Regions from separate parts of the Mus musculus genome. Here region 2 is linked to region 1. A link is a loop called in an ENCODE intact Hi-C map of the cell type or tissue named here. Cell type or tissue: left cerebral cortex. All regions are shown on one strand. Links, peaks and the distances in the headings refer to the core of each region. The heading gives the core; the rest is flanking DNA.

Region 1 (7,535 bases), core at 1,204-6,203:
TTTGTTTAATGAGTTCAGTAGGATTTCTGGAATCATTTTTAGAGCTGTGCTTCATAGAAATGGATTCTCTGGCCAGGGTGGTGGTGGTGATACACGCCTTTAATCCCAGCATTCCCAGAGGCAAAAGCAGGCAGATCTCAGACCAGCCTGGTCTACAAAGGTAGTTCTAGAACAGCCAGGGCTACACAGAGAAACCCTGTCTCAAAGGAAACAAAACAAACAACAACAACAAACAAAAACAAAGGAAATGGGATTCTGGCCAGTGGTGGAAGAGTTGTCTGTTTTCTTGCAGGTTTATGGACGGTAAAGCTCAGTTTGCAGCTCTGAGATGCAGAAAAGAGCCTGATTCTTTGACCTCATCTTCTCCTTTCTTACCTTGCTGTGCTGGGTTCTGGGCCCCTCTTCCTCTGTGGGGTCGATCCTCCCCAGAATCCTTCTTCAGTCCTGCTTGCCATCCGTGCCTTGTCCTCTGCTCAGCTGCTGCATCTTAGTGCTCTCTGGTGGGAGCCATGGGGTGGGGGTTACTTGTGGTTTTCATTAGAAATGATTCCCCCATAGCAGTTAAATCATACCTTTCACTCTTGATACTGTAGTATCGACTCAGTCTTGCTGGAAGTGCTTTGTTCTGTAATCACAGACTTCATTTCCTTGAGCCTCAGTTTGTTCACTTGTGAAACTGCAGCAGCAGCTGTGATGATGGTGATGGTGGTGATGGTGATGATGGTGATGATGGTGGTGATGATGATGATGGTGATGGTGAAGAATTCAGTAGTCATAGAGTCAGCCTCAGAGCGCCCCAAAAGATTCTGGGAATGTGGGTTGATAACCAGCCGACTGAGTGAAGTACAACCATGAACATATCATAGGTAGGAGAAAACCATTGTTCCGAGAGGGCTGCGGGTATAAATTCTGTAATAGGGGGCTTGCCGAACAGGTCAGGCCCTGGTTCTAAGTCTCTCCCAGTCCTGCCTCAAGAATTGCTGGTTTGCTTCTACTGACTTCCCCAACATTTAAAGTAAGTGTAATCTTTGTGCTTACTGTGAAGGGCAATTTATAAGTTAATTTCAAATCAAACTTCAAAATTAAAAGAACCCTCAGAACCAACATTAATTCAGTTAGGGTAGGCTGGTATTTATTTCTGAAGTAAATAGTTGCCTGTGATAACTGGATGGCTTTAGCTCAAGCTGTTGGGAGCACGTCCATGTCCTGTGCCAACGACACTGCCCCCACGCTGGGCTCTGTTGCTCTTTATTTTTACCACTGTGACTGTGTTATTTGTATGAAGTGATTTGGCCTTTGCCTGGCAGTGTGCTGCTGCATGGTCAGCTCCACTGGCTAGCATTTGCCTGCTACTGCATGTAAGCTTTTATTCTCCAACCTCCCCCTCCCAACTGTATAAGCCAGGCTAGCCTCAAATTCACAGAGATCTGCTGCCTTTCCCTCCCAAGTACTGGGATCAAAGGCTTGTACCACTAAGCTCAGCTGTGTAAGGTTTATTTATAGTCAGTTTCCTGTATGTTTCTTTCTTTGTTTTTTAATTGAGATAAGGTCTCACTATGTTGCTCTGGCTGTCGTAGAACTCACTGTATAAACCAGGCTGGCCTCAAACTCACAGAGATCCATCTGTCTCTGCCTGCCTCCTGAGTGCTGGGAATAAAAGATGTGTGCCAGTATGCCAAACTATAATCTCTTGTTTGCTTGTTTGTTTTGCTTTTCAAGACAGGGTTTCCCAGTGGAGCCCTGTCTGTCCTGGAACTTGATTTATAGAGCAGGCTGGCCTCGAACTCAGAGATCCACCTGCCTCTGCCTCCTGAGTGCTAAGATTAAAGGTGTATACCACCAGTGCCCAGCTTATAGTCAAATTCTTAATAGCTCTGAACTTTATTGAGTTGATCACTCCAAAATATTAATTTGTTGAATGTTTATAATTTAAAATTCACTTTATATAGTGACAGCAGTTCCTTGGCCCACCTCAGATATTGAGCATTGGTTGTCCCTGACAGGAGGTGGGTGACTTGGTTGCTTCATACTGTCTCCTGGCTGGGTTGGGAGAGACTTGCACTTTATGTTTATAATTTTGGTTGCTGAGAAATTGAGTCGAGCGTCTGTCCCACTTATAAGGTACAATAAAGAAAGCACCGTGTTTTGTTTTGCACAATTGAATAAGGCTTTGGGTTTGCTTTATCTGGTGCCGTGACTTGTTTCCATTTTGATGGTCAGTCTCAATGTGTACACACGTGTCAGCAAGTCTCAATGTGCACACACGTGTCAGCAAGTAGCTGGGACTGGGCGTGGGGGCACACGCACGCCTTTAACCCCAGCACTCGGGAGGCAGAGGCACGTGGACTTCTGAGTTCGAGGCCAGCCTGGTCTACAGAGTGAGTTCCAGGACAGCCAGGGTTGTACACAGACAAACCCTGTCTTGAAAAACAACAACAACAAAAAACCACAAACAAACAAACAAACAAACAAACAAAACCCAAATAGCTGGGAATGTACGGAGTGCATAATTGAATCATTTATAAGAGACATAGGAACAGGTGATCCTTGACTATTTAATCTGTAGAAATTGAAACATTATTATGGTTACAGTAGCTCAAGTAAGAAGACGCAATGCAGGAGGCCAAGGAGTCTATAGAGAGGGATGACAAATGGCAGAGAATTCTAGACTACTTTTGTTGAGAAATCATGTGTCAGGAAGGTGCTGTGCTTAAATTCTTGATGTTTTCACTGAGCTGTGAGGCTGAAGATCAAACATCCTCCCTCTGCTGAGAACAGAAATCAATGCAGACTCCGGGCTGCGCTGTTAGTAAGTGGCCCTCCTAGCGTTTCATTTCCTGGGATTTGTCTGGGCTGGTGATCCGTCCATGGGAGAAGGGGATTTTTGAGGCGCTTTGTATTAAAATCAGCTGGAGAATCCCTTTTGGACAGTTCCCTTCCGCTTCACTGTGCTCTTGAACAGGTTTGTGATTTCCTTTTGTCCATATGTCTCTGTGTATTCCTTAACTAGCCCACCCCTTGCTTATCTTTGTCTTCTGTTCTTTTCAGCTCTTGCCTTGCTGACAAATTATTTCAGTGATAGCCTTTGCAAGCACCACACACACTGGACATATTTCATTACCCTGCAATGCTGTTTAAGTTATAAATTCTTGCCTCATGATGTAAATTAAGGAGAAAGCCAGGCTGGCTAGACGGGTGGTACAGGCTTGTGTTAGCAGCTGCTTAAAGGCTAAGGCAGAACGACTGTAAGTTCAAGGCCTGGCCTGGGGACTAAAGAGCAATGCTGTAATAAGTAAGAAGCCAGGGGCTTCTGAAGAGCAGAAGCTTGCACAAGTGTGCTTGGCCACTGCATCTCCTGAGGGAACTTAGAATCCTTTCTCTGTAAAGGGAAATCAAATGGCTTCAATGTTTTCAAAATGGTAGTATTGTAATGGTCATAGTTTTTGGTGGAGGTACCATTGTTGCCAAAAGAAGGTGTTTTTTGTTTTAACCCTCCAAGGGCAATGCTGAGTTAGAGACATTTCCAGCAGAAACAGGACTCAAGGCCAAGGCCAGTGCAGACAGAGCAAAAAGCAAGAGGTGGCTACCTACGATAACTGCTCAGAGTTTAAAGTCTTTTCTCTGCTCTATGTAGGAGCTGGCTGAGTGGGAAGGTAGATGCACAAGGAAGAGCAGAAAGAGAAAGAAAGCATTGAAATGCGCATATCCAGAGCAGGGGCAGTGGCCTGTGTGCATGGCATCTTGTCTGGAATGTGCAGCACCGCAGGGAGGCCGTGGTGTATGGGGGATCTGAGGCTTCCCTGGACAAGGTGACCTTAGTTGGCTTTATGTGAACAGTGTAACTTGTAACCTTGCCAGGCTCATACCTAGCCAGTGTCCTATGCTGCCTCACACTGGAAGGTTGGGGATGCCCGATGGGTCTGTCTATTGCTATGGTGGGTAGAGAAGTGTCTTGTTGTCTCTTGTGTGCTGTCTGTCCACATGGTCCACCCCCACTGCAGGTTAGTTGTTTTCTCTGCCAGCCTGGCTTTAGAATGTGGGTGTGTTTTGGTTGGTGGAGTCAGTCAATGCAGGTGGAGGAATGCAGCAGACTGGCCCCTGTATATCCTATCTTAGTAATTTAGAGTGTACATTTAAAATATCCAACCTGCTTTTTTAGACTATTATTTTAACTGGGTAGACACATCACCCACTCACATTTACAGAGGACTGAGAGCAAGGCACTTGCTCAGCCAGGCATCCATCTATTTACTACTTGGATGAAGTGGCACTTCCTCTGCTCGCGCCTAAGGAAATAGGATTCCCTTCATGGTGTCAGAGCAAGAAGTTGAGTTTTGTAGAAGAGGACCTGGAATATTTTTCATTTCATTGACTTCTTGTTTGAGTTATAATGTCAGAGATCTGGGTAAACAAGTTTTTTAAAAGTAAGCAATTGTTTTTCAGAATTGCAGTGTCAGATTAAAAGTGTACCTCATTATGAATTAAATGGTTCATTTAATGGTTTTAATTACTGCTAGGAGTAGTAGGAGGTGAATCTCAGCTCACTCTCCCCTTTAGGGACTCATGCCTTGTCCAGTAATGCTCGTGGTCTGTAGGGCTGCAGAGGTTGCTGAAATTGCAGTTTCCGCTGTGGTCCTGAGTGCACTTGAACACTGCCAGCATTGAGTGTCTGCACTGCTTCCATGGTGTGTCACCTGGACTCAGCTCTCTAAGGGGAATTCCTTCCCTTACTCCCACTGGGTTTCTTCCTGGGGACTGAGCCCAGGATCCTGTGTGGGCTGGGCAAGTACTCTACTCTATTGCTGAACCAGCTAAATCACAAGTCTTCCTGGTTCCCTCAAAGAGAGGGACAGGCCCGTTCAGTTCTCTAGGTTTTGTCATATTGACTTGCATCTGACATACTGACTGAGGAGCTTTTGTACCTGGGTCAGTTTTTTCTAGGCCAGTCTACAGTCTACAGAAGTGTAGCTGTATTCCTACATGCAGGTGCTTCCTGCCCCTCTAGAGAGAACTGCCATGTTTTGTGTAGTTGTCCAGGAATGATTACACATTACCTCTTGATAGATGCTTTATTCTCTTAAAGATTGATTTTTAAAATATTTATATGTTTTTGCTTGCATGTATGCTTATGTACCATGTGAGTACCTGGTCAGAGAAGTCAGAGAAGCTGGAATTAAAGATGGTTGTGAGCCATCCTGTGGATGCTGGGAATTGAACCTGGATGCTTTGTAAGAACAGCCAGTGGTCCTAAAGGCTGCTATCTTTTTAGCCCCTCTTTCTCCCTTTTTGGAATCAAAATTTCACAATACAACACAGGCTGCCTTTGAACTTCTAATCCCAAGTCACTTTACCAAGGTTGGGGCTAAACTCGTGCAGTGTTTTACTTAGCCTGCTTTAACATTTTTTTTAAAGTCATTATTTTATATACATGGTTGATTTGTCTCTGTGTTATATCTGTGCACCATATGTGTTTCTGAGTGTTGGCTTCCCTGCAACTGAAGTTAGATAAGGTTGTAAGCCAGTAAAAGGTCTTAGGACCCGGACCCAGTCCCCTAGAAGAGAAGCCATGTTCTAAACCACTGAGGTTTCTTTCTAGGACAGACAGATGCTTTTTATACACAGGCCTGGCAGGTTTTTCTGTCAGATAGTAAGTGTTTTGTTTTGTCTTCCCTGTGGTAGCTGTTTGCTTTTGTCAGGTGTTCCCTACACTTATGCTCAACTGTGTGTCTTTATCCAGAAGGTACTGGGAAAATTGGCAGATGCCCAGGAGGAGCTGGGACCCTTGTCTACAGGCCACTGAGCTAATAGAAACTTGATGATTTCCTGGAGTTTGCGTCCTACCTCATTGCTATTTCCTATTGCTCGTGCTGCTGTAAGGATTGTGTTGTGGTTTGCACAGTTAGTGGAGAAGTGGTTTGATTCTTTCCTATATTGTTCTGAGCTGCTGAGTTTGAATGCTGCACCTACACCTACACTCATGTCTCTCTCTCTAACCCCTTTCCTTTTGATTACTTCATAAAGTAATCAAAAGCAGATAGGTGAGATGATCCTTGCAAGAAACCATTGTCAGCGACCCTGGGAGAGTTTTTGAAACAATAGCTTTTATTCCTTGGAGGAGTTTAGTGTGTGCTGTCGGCTTTTTTTCTTGTTAATTAGCTTAAAAATAGGGAAATATGAAAGGTTTAATATGCAAAGTGTAATATATTAATAAAGGTAGTTCCCTTGTTTTTTAATGTTCTAACAAAGTATTTATTGTAGTGGAAATATTTATGTAATGAAAAGAGTGCCTTTCTGTTTAATCCCGAATCTCGCAAACAGTAACTGATTTGAGAAATACCGTAGTCCTTTTTGTCACATGGAATGTCTGACACCCATTTAGGTGAGGGAGATTGCTTAAAGTAGTCCACCATTGTAGATGACTTTTCTTTTTAACTAGACTGCTATTTAATAATTTGTCTTTGTTTCTCGGGGAAGTGAGGATGACTCTAGTAGTAAATAACTTAATGGCATAGAATGTTCAGTAATCTAATCGATGGTGGTCATTGAGACTCTTTTTATTATTATTATTTTTTTAGAAATCTCTTGTTTATATTGAAACACAATAGATTATAATTAGCCATGACAAAATTTTCCAGTTTTTAAGAAATACTACTACTTGACAGATTTATCTAGAACCAGGGTAGTATTTGAGATTTTGGGTTTTTTTTGTTTGTTTGTTTTCAGTGTTACTCATTTTTAATTCAGTCACTGCATTGCTGGCTACATTGTTTTGAGCCTAAACCCTGTGTGCCTCATTGCCACTCTGTTCCCAGCTTCTGAGAGACTTGGCAAGAGGATCAGAGCCCTAGGATTTGAGGCCAGCCTGGGTAATAGAAGGCCCCCTCTAGGAAACAAATAAATAAAATAAAAAATCACCTGCAGTTTCTGTCTTCCCATTTCCTTTTTAAAAATGCTTGCTGGCCTTACAAAAAGTGGCAAACTCTCAGTGTAGCCATTCAATGTCATTTTGGCTTCCCCAGCTGACTGTGGTGTTCTGTTGATCTTTCTACCCAGTGGTGTATAGACTCGTGTCATTATGAGTTCCCATCTCTAGCTTGCATTGTGTTTTATATATGATCATGATGAGGTAATTTCAATTCACTGAGAACTAGATTGTTCATGGAAAGGGGACCCAGCTGGCTTCTTTTTTCCTAATTCTAAACGGTTAGCTGTGCTACTGAGACAAGCTGTCTCATCTGTTAGGGAACTGGTTTTCATAGCTGTCAAGTGGAGATACCACTCACCCTGCTTACTTCTCAGGATTATTCTCATGTGGAAAGAAAGCTCTGTGATGCTGTGTTTTGGAAACTTCACAGTGACAAATAATGTAAGCGTGGTTTTTAGCGTTATTGTCTGTTGTTCCATAAGATAAGGTGAGCCTCCGTGGAGAGGCTTCTGCTCCCTACTCTGGTCTTCAGCGAGGAGGTCTCATTGTGGTCACAAATGGCTACTGAGGCTGTATATGCAGCACACCCAATCCCTGAGGCTACTATGAC
Region 2 (7,535 bases), core at 1,484-6,483, 50 kb before region 1:
GCTTGGAAAATGTTTAAGTTTTCTGTGCTTTGTTCTGTGCTTGGCATCTCAGGCATAACATCCACTCATTTGGCTTTATTTTCCCTTGTGTCTCCAAAATATTTTTCTGTTCTTGTCTTTTTTGGAGTCAGATTGTATTTTCTGCTGTGTGATAGTGAGAGCCTGATAGCAGGCAGTGTCCCACACCCCATGCTTCCTTCTTTCTTACCTGATTGGACTTTTGTTATTACTTTGTTTACCTTCAGCATTTCAAATTCCAGACAGGTCTGGGTTTTATTCCATCAGGTTGATGGCCAAGCCTTACATTGGCAGGACATGTTTATGGTGTCAGAGACTATAGTACTGCGTTGTTGTTGATCCCAGGAGAAAGTAGAATTCACTATGTGAAGGGTTTGGAAATGGGGCTCCTCAAAGTGCTTTGAAAATCTTCTTATCTACTATTGATGATGTCTGTACTTTTTCCACAGAGAAGAGCTAGCTTTTCATTTTATTTTCTTCATAAGTCTACAATTCTTTGTACTCTGAGATACTCCTTACATACTCTGTATCTTTTTATTTTGTCAAAATATTAGAAGTGACAAGCCCATAGGGAAGACAACACACACCATACTTAGCTGGTTAAACAATAGCATAAATTACTGATTACTGCAAATGGCACAGTGTCTGTCTAGGTGGCTAGTCATACTGTCCATTAGTTTGGAGTTTGTGAAGTAGATTAGGGGAGAGCAAGGAAAAGGTCTGTGCATTTCCCAAGTCTCATGGACATGATCTGATTAACGTGAACCAAAAGTGACAATTGTCCATTGAACGCTTTCCCCACAGAGTGCTGTGTGTTGGTGTGTGGGAGAATTATTCTTGAGAATGCTGTATGGCTCTGCTCCTGTTACATTTCAGTCCTTCACTACAGGTCGCTTGTTTTGGTAGTGTATTTTCTGAAGTGTTGCCTGCATTTTCCAGCTGCCCTTAAAGGTCACCAGAGCCTGAAGCTCTTCAGTGTGCATTTACATTGGGCAATAAACTGGGCATCTGGTAATTTTGTGATTGGTTCTAGCGTATGGAATGAATATGAGCTTAAAGGTTTAATTTTGAGGAATTTGATCAAGGATACTTAGCTTTGAACAGTTGGGATCCAGGCTGTATTTAACTAACGTATCTGTCCATTGCTCTACTATCCTTTTATGTTGCACTATATGAGATCAAAGCTTAGAAAAAGCTGTGTGGTATTGATTAAGCCTGTCGGCACATGGCCTATGCCAATCTTGTTGGGAGATCTGCTTGCTTGTGGAACAAGTGTGGTCTCTGCGCTCGCACACACTTTGGCACGGCGTTGCCAGGTCCTGCTCTGCTGCTCTAACTCTCCATGGTAACTGAGGCTGGTCTGCATCTCCAACTCAGGTCCCCCCCGCGCTGTTTCTTCCTCCCCACTCCTCCTCTACCCCCTCCCCTGCTTTTTCTCTTCCTCCTCCTCCAGGTGGTTTAGATTGGTAAGGACATAGCTGGGTTTGTTTTTTGTTTTGTTTTGTTTCATTTTTTAAACCTTGAAAAAGAAATTAAAATGAAATCATCTTTTAATGATAATGTCAGTTCTGCGAATGAAGGAGCACTCTGTTTGTTTGTTTGCTTGCTTTATCAAGACAGGGTTTCTATATGTAACAGTCCTGGCTCTGTAGACCAGGCTGGTCTTGAATTCAGAGATCACCTGCCTCTGCCTCCTGAGTGCTGGGATTAAAGGCACCACGCCTGGCAAGAGGATCTCTCTTAACTTAGTGATACTAACAGCCTGTGTTAATAATTTATAAACATCAGGTGATGACTTGCTTCAGCCAGTGGTTTTTGGGAAAAGCTGAGGGTAACATTTGAGATCATATTCTGCTGATCTGATGTAGGAATGTTTTAATACAAAAATGTTCACAGCGTTAACTTTTCTCCGCTCTTTAAAGAAACATTATTTTTCTCCTTTTGGCACTTATCTTTTGGAATCCTTTGTCTTACAAATTAATGGTTTTTGACGTAATAGTGTCTTTTCATGAAGATGGAAACTCATGATGTGGACTTGTAACTGGCTTCTTTAAAATCTCAGGTAGTCTGTTTGGAATAGGGCTGACGGGGCTTTTCATTGCAGCCTGTTAGATGCTGAGCAGGGCTGGGGTCTGCTCTCTGTGAGGCATTTCATCGTCCTGTAAAGCTAGGAGTCATAAACAAATTACTGCTGTCCTGAGAAGGAGGGTGGGTTTGTTCTTGGATTCTAGGGTAGACATTAAAAATTCTTCCATCAGGAAGAATCTAGACTTGCTGCCTTCCTAATGCTTTTACCACTGACTACAGATTCTAGGTTCCTTCACTCCTACAGATCTCTGGTAAACACCTGATCTAAGGGCGTTGCCATCTTTTTCATCTCCTGCATCTCCATCTTCCTGATTTCAGTGTCTGCTGCACAGACACACAAATCTGACTTATTGATACTTACTTTAAGTTACTGTGTTAATTTTATTTTGACAATAGACATGGAAAATGGAAATGCAGTGGGCTTAATGTTTTCGATCAGAAGCAAAGTATAGCTCAGGCTGAATATCATAGGAATAATCCTGTTGATACCAGGCAGTCAGTTGAAGCCTTAGCTGACTTCCTAGGAGGCTGTCTGTCTGTCCTGGGTGTAATTTGTGCCGTTCCTTCTTGTCTTGTAGGAATGGGAGTGCTCCCCAGTAGGAAGCAGGTGACAGTACAGCCTGCATCAGCTCTACTCATGAGGTGTGTTTCCTCATTAGCCACTTTATTCTTTTAAATTTGGCATAGAGACATCTAACCCACAGGTCCTGCTCATCCTCCTTCAGGGGCTAGCCTCCACACCCCTCAAGTGCTGGTTGTCACCGTGGTTGGTTTATACAGTGCTGGGGAGCCAACCCAGGACTTGAAGGATATTACACAAACACTGTACTAACTGAGCTGCACCCAAGCCATTAACCTGCTCTTTACTGTTACACATCACTTGTAGCCTGTTCCTGTTTAGTAGATAACTTCTACTGTTGAATAATTTACACATAGATTTTTTTTTTAATTTAATTAAAGCTCTTCACATCAAGTATTTAAGAACTGTCTTCATGAATATTATGTCAGCTTTGCCGCGTTTCACTCAATCATTTCAGATTCAGCTTGTACACCAGTTTTTACATCACTGTTAAACCTATCACTTTGTTTTCTTGGGTTGACATTTCACTTGTGTGCATGAATACACATGTGCATGTAGAGGCTTGAGAACCCCCGGGAGCACGTTTGCCAGCGCTGTCCAGTCTCCCTTATATTGTGTGCGCATCTATAGTGCATGCTTTGGTGGGTGGGTGGGGGTGTGCGTGTGTGCTCCCTCTGGATGGGTGCTCCTGTCACAGCACACATGTGGAACTCAGAGAACAACTTTCACTTTATTTTCTCCTACCATGTGGGGTTCCAGGCTTCAAATTCCGGTCATCAGAGTTTTGTGGCAAGTGCTTTTAACAGTCATTTGCCCTGGCCATTTTGTTTGTTTGTTTGTTTGTTTGAGATAGTCTATTACTGTCTGGGATTGGCCCGTAGGCTAGGCTAGATGCCAGAGAATCTGAAAGATCCTGGTATTTCTGCTTTCCCAGTCCTAGGACTGTCAGGTGCGCTGTCAGCCCATGCAAGGCTGATGCTTTGCTGGCTGGGCTGTCTTCCCAGCCCACGATTCTGCTTTACACTTACGTGTTTACCATTAAGTAAATCTTAACATCTTCACCCAGGGCCTCAAAATATACGAAAGCTGGTTTCACAGTCTTTTAACACTTTTTATTTTGCAGTGTGAGATTCATTCAAGCAGTTTTTCTTCTTTAATTTTTCTAACTTGGCAAAAGTTTTCATTTGGGCAGCTGTTGTATTTCCCTGAGAAACAGCAGGGGGAATGTTTCTATCCAATATATCTTTCTCCAGTGGGAACCAGCCAGGACTGGAGCTGCCTGGGTTTTATTAAGTGTAGCATTTGGTAACAACATTAATCTGGAGTTTGTTCATAGGCCCTTGTTAAGTATGAGAGTTTCTCTGTGAATAGACTGGTGTATTGTTTCCATGTCAGGGTTTCCAGTGACATCCTGATACACACTTCCCATCACCCTGCCATTGCAGGTGCCATGGCTCCCCCTCCCCAAGTCCCCTTCACAAACTTACTGGCCTGCCCATAATACCCTATTTGTTTCAGTTTTTTTTTTTTTTCTCCTTCTCTTTCCCTCACCCATTTTTTTTTTTTTCTTATTATGATCCTTCTTCCTCCACCTCCCAAGTGCTGTGCCATCGTGCCTGGTTTATGCAGTGCTGGAAGCTTTGTGTGTGCTAAGTAAAGGCCAGCCCCAGTGTAGTCTTTTCTGCTGCCGGCGCCCTGCTCCTGTGCTGAGGCCTGCTAGCTAGCTTTATACGTAAGCCCGAGCTTTCTGACCTTTCCCTGTGCCTGCGTCTTATCTGCGAGGCATCTGAAACCCAGCACCTAATACATTCCCCTTTCTTCTCCTCGAATGGGCACTGAACTGAACTGTTGTTTTCAGGGCAAACATTTCACCAGCTGAGCTATTTCTGCAACCCAATGCTTTGTCCTTATGTTTTTCTTTCCCTTTCTTAGTGTTCTCATTACAGTTGTGCTATGGAAACAGCGCTTCAGAATTCTTTCCTGCGTTCAGACCAGGGACTTGGCTTATAGGCATTTGGCTTCTCTTTCCCTTGGCTTCTCATTTTCTCTTGAGTTGGGCATCAGCAAAAGCCCTTCCTTGCTCCAGAAGCAGACTGGGTCTCCAGAGGAGCGCTGCTCCTAATGACCTTCAGGTTCTTGGGGCGTTTGCTCTTATTCTCCTGATTCGGCCTGAGACAGCTGTATAATTACTGTTGCAGGCAGTTCAGTTTATTTTAGAGAACAAAGAACATGGCACATTAGAGTGTTTGTAATGCTGTTGCCCCTCCCCCACAGCTAGCGGAACAAGGAAGTAATGGTGTTAGGTCTATGGATTCCATATTAGTCAGGCATAATTTTGAGTAAAACAACACAGGTATTTAAGTTCTCATTTGTGGGCAAATTTGTTTCCCAGAGATTATGTGGTGATATCTGGAGAGGTTTTTCTTTTTGTAATGCTGATCAGAACTTGGGGTTGTGCTAGCAGAACCTAAATGGGTATAGACCGCGACTGCTCCTACACATCCAGTATGCACAGCGCACCCCCTCCCACGTACACACAAAGACATATCTAGCTCCAGTTGTTGAAGGCACCACTGTAGAAAAACTTTCCTTTACACTGAACTGTGAATTTTTCTTCTTGGGCTGAATAGAATAAACAGCTATAGGCAATGTACAAAGCAACACAGGTCTGTGTGTAACGACCAAAGGCTTCCCATTTGAAGGTGTGACGTGGGGCTGGGGAGATACGGTGCTTGCTGCACGAGCCTCAGTGTTCTTGTAAGAAGCCAGGTGTGGCAGTGCGAGATCCAGTCCTAATCCTCGATCTGGGATGCAGACGGATCTTAAAGTTTACTGCCTTGCTGGTCTTGCTGAGTCAGTGAGCTCCAGGTTCAGTGAGAGAGCTTGTCCCAAAAATACGGTAGAGATCAACTAAAGAAGACACATGATGCCAGTTTCTGGTCTCCATGTGTACTGACATGGAACATGTGTATACACACAGACACACAAATGTACACACACATGTGCATGTACACACATATACAAAACCTTCGAGGTTTTAAATTTTTTATTGGAAATATGCTAGGACATTTCATCCTCGAACGTTTCTGCTTCAGTTTACGATGATAAAATCGTTCCACTGTCTTCAGTTTTATTCATGTGTATGAGGGTTTTGTCTGCATGTATGTCTGTCCGCCGTGTGTATGGCTTGTGCCTAGGGAAGCCAGAGGAGAGCAGCTGATCCCCTTAAGCTGGAGTTACAGAAAGTTAGGAGCTGCCTGTCACGTGGGTATTGGAAATTGAGCCTGGGTTCTCTGAGAGAGTGTTCTTAACTATGGAGCTATTCTCTGGACCCTAAAATACATAGTTTTAAAATTTTAGTAGAGCTGTTAATTGTATGCTAAGGTTTGCTCTTTTATCCTTAGGGAGGAAATTAAGGTTTTCTATTTGCTACTCTATCAGACTTAGTTCTCGAAATTCTCTTAAAGCCTGTTTAGAACGTGCCATTCAGTGTCTTGCCTCCCTGTGTATGAAAGCAAAAGCTTTTGCTAAGGCTTCCTGCTACAAAGGCTCCTCTTTGCATTTGACCCCTTTGTTCTGGGCATTGACATTGGGGCCTTCAGTAAGCCCTGGATTCTGAGAATTGAGTGTACAAAACCCCCAGATTGATGGTGTTCCTGGTTACTGATCACACAGGTAGAGAATTGCTGCCTCACTGGGATGGTTAGGTTTGGCCAGATGGACCAACCTTACACCACATCAGTTTCAGATGGGAAAGTTTTCCTTCTCACCTGCTGAGTCCACATCTCAGTGTCACTTTGCAGCTTCATCAGTGACTCCTGGCATGTGTTGAGGCCTTCTCCACAGCAGGATGCTGCTTATGAGAATGCCTGATTCCTCACACTGTGAATACGAGTGTCAGAGTAACATTTCCTTCTCTGGAGTCTAAGTCATTACATTTTCTTTCTCAGGCATGTTGGTATAAAAGAGAACAGGAAAAGAAAATTGATTTCCCTTTGAAAGCAAGTCACGCAGCTATAGCAGCTCACCTGTGGCTTCCTGTTGCATGTGGGGCTGCAGCTGTTTTTCTGGCACTAAGGCCTTCTAATTCAGACTATTCATTTTTATTTTTTGAGACAGGGTCTCTAGTCCCTGCTGTTCTGGAGTTTGCTGTGTAGACTGGCTGGCCTCAAACTCAAGAGATCTGCCTGCCTACTGCCTCCCAAGTGCAGGGATTAAAGACACGTGCCACCATACCTAGCTCCCTTTGTTTTTAAATGAGAATGCTAAAACAGTTTCTAACATTTATTTTTATTACACTTAATTATGTTTATTATTTTTTTATTTTTATTTTCATTGGTGTTTTGCCTTCATGTCTGTGTGAGAGTGTCAGATCTTGGAGTTACAGACAGTGTGAGCCGCCATGTGGGTCTTGGGATTTGAACCTGGGGTCCTCTTAAAGAACAGTCAGTGTGCTTAAACACAGAGCCATCTCTCCAGTCTCCTATATTTATTTATGTATAGGTGTGTGTGTGTGTGTGTGTGTGTGTGTGTGTGTTGGTGTTGGCACGTGCATGCATGTGTGTGCGCTCATATGAATGCACAGAGGCGTCAGATAGCCTGGAGCAGGAATTATAAGCATCCTGAAGTGGGTGCTGTGACCAAACTTAGGTTCTCTAGAAGAACAGTATACACTTTTAATTGCTGAACCATCTCTCCTGTTGTTGCTCTCACACTCCATCCCTCCCACCATCGTGGCTAGCCTGAAACTCACTATATAGACAAACTTTAAAGAGATCTGCCTACCTCTGCCTCTCAAGTGCCAGGATTTAGAGCCATCATCAGGCTTGGCCTGGTATTCAACAACTTA

The links. A loop is a pair of places that touch in the nucleus more often than their neighbours do. Peaks named below come from ENCODE experiments on the same cell type or tissue, not always from the same donor. Only the 100,000 strongest peaks of a DNase experiment are listed, where the experiment ranks them.
Region 2: a loop joins it to region 1, with 2.9 times the contacts of the local background. A loop is called at or near these places in 4 of 42 quality-filtered maps.

The regions. Positions count from the first base shown.
Region 1 is chr4:150,443,019-150,450,553 of GRCm38, forward strand. All of the region lies in intron 4 of Rere (arginine glutamic acid dipeptide (RE) repeats), which reads left to right. It overlaps Gm52709 (a long non-coding RNA gene), which reads right to left. Exons shown (of 2, transcript XR_003955312.1): 2 at 1-7,535. Among named protein-coding and RNA genes, the nearest start is that of Gm52709, 21 kb to the right of the region's middle. In left cerebral cortex, for the core only: no CTCF peak of the experiment used is centred there; DNase peaks (open chromatin) are centred at 4,038 and 4,774.
Region 2 is chr4:150,392,525-150,400,059 of GRCm38, forward strand. The region is part of intron 1 of Rere (arginine glutamic acid dipeptide (RE) repeats); the gene reads left to right. Among named protein-coding and RNA genes, the nearest start is that of Gm52709, 71 kb to the right of the region's middle. In left cerebral cortex, for the core only: a CTCF peak has its summit at 3,901; DNase peaks (open chromatin) are centred at 4,497 and 4,555; H3K27ac peaks cover 1,010 bases.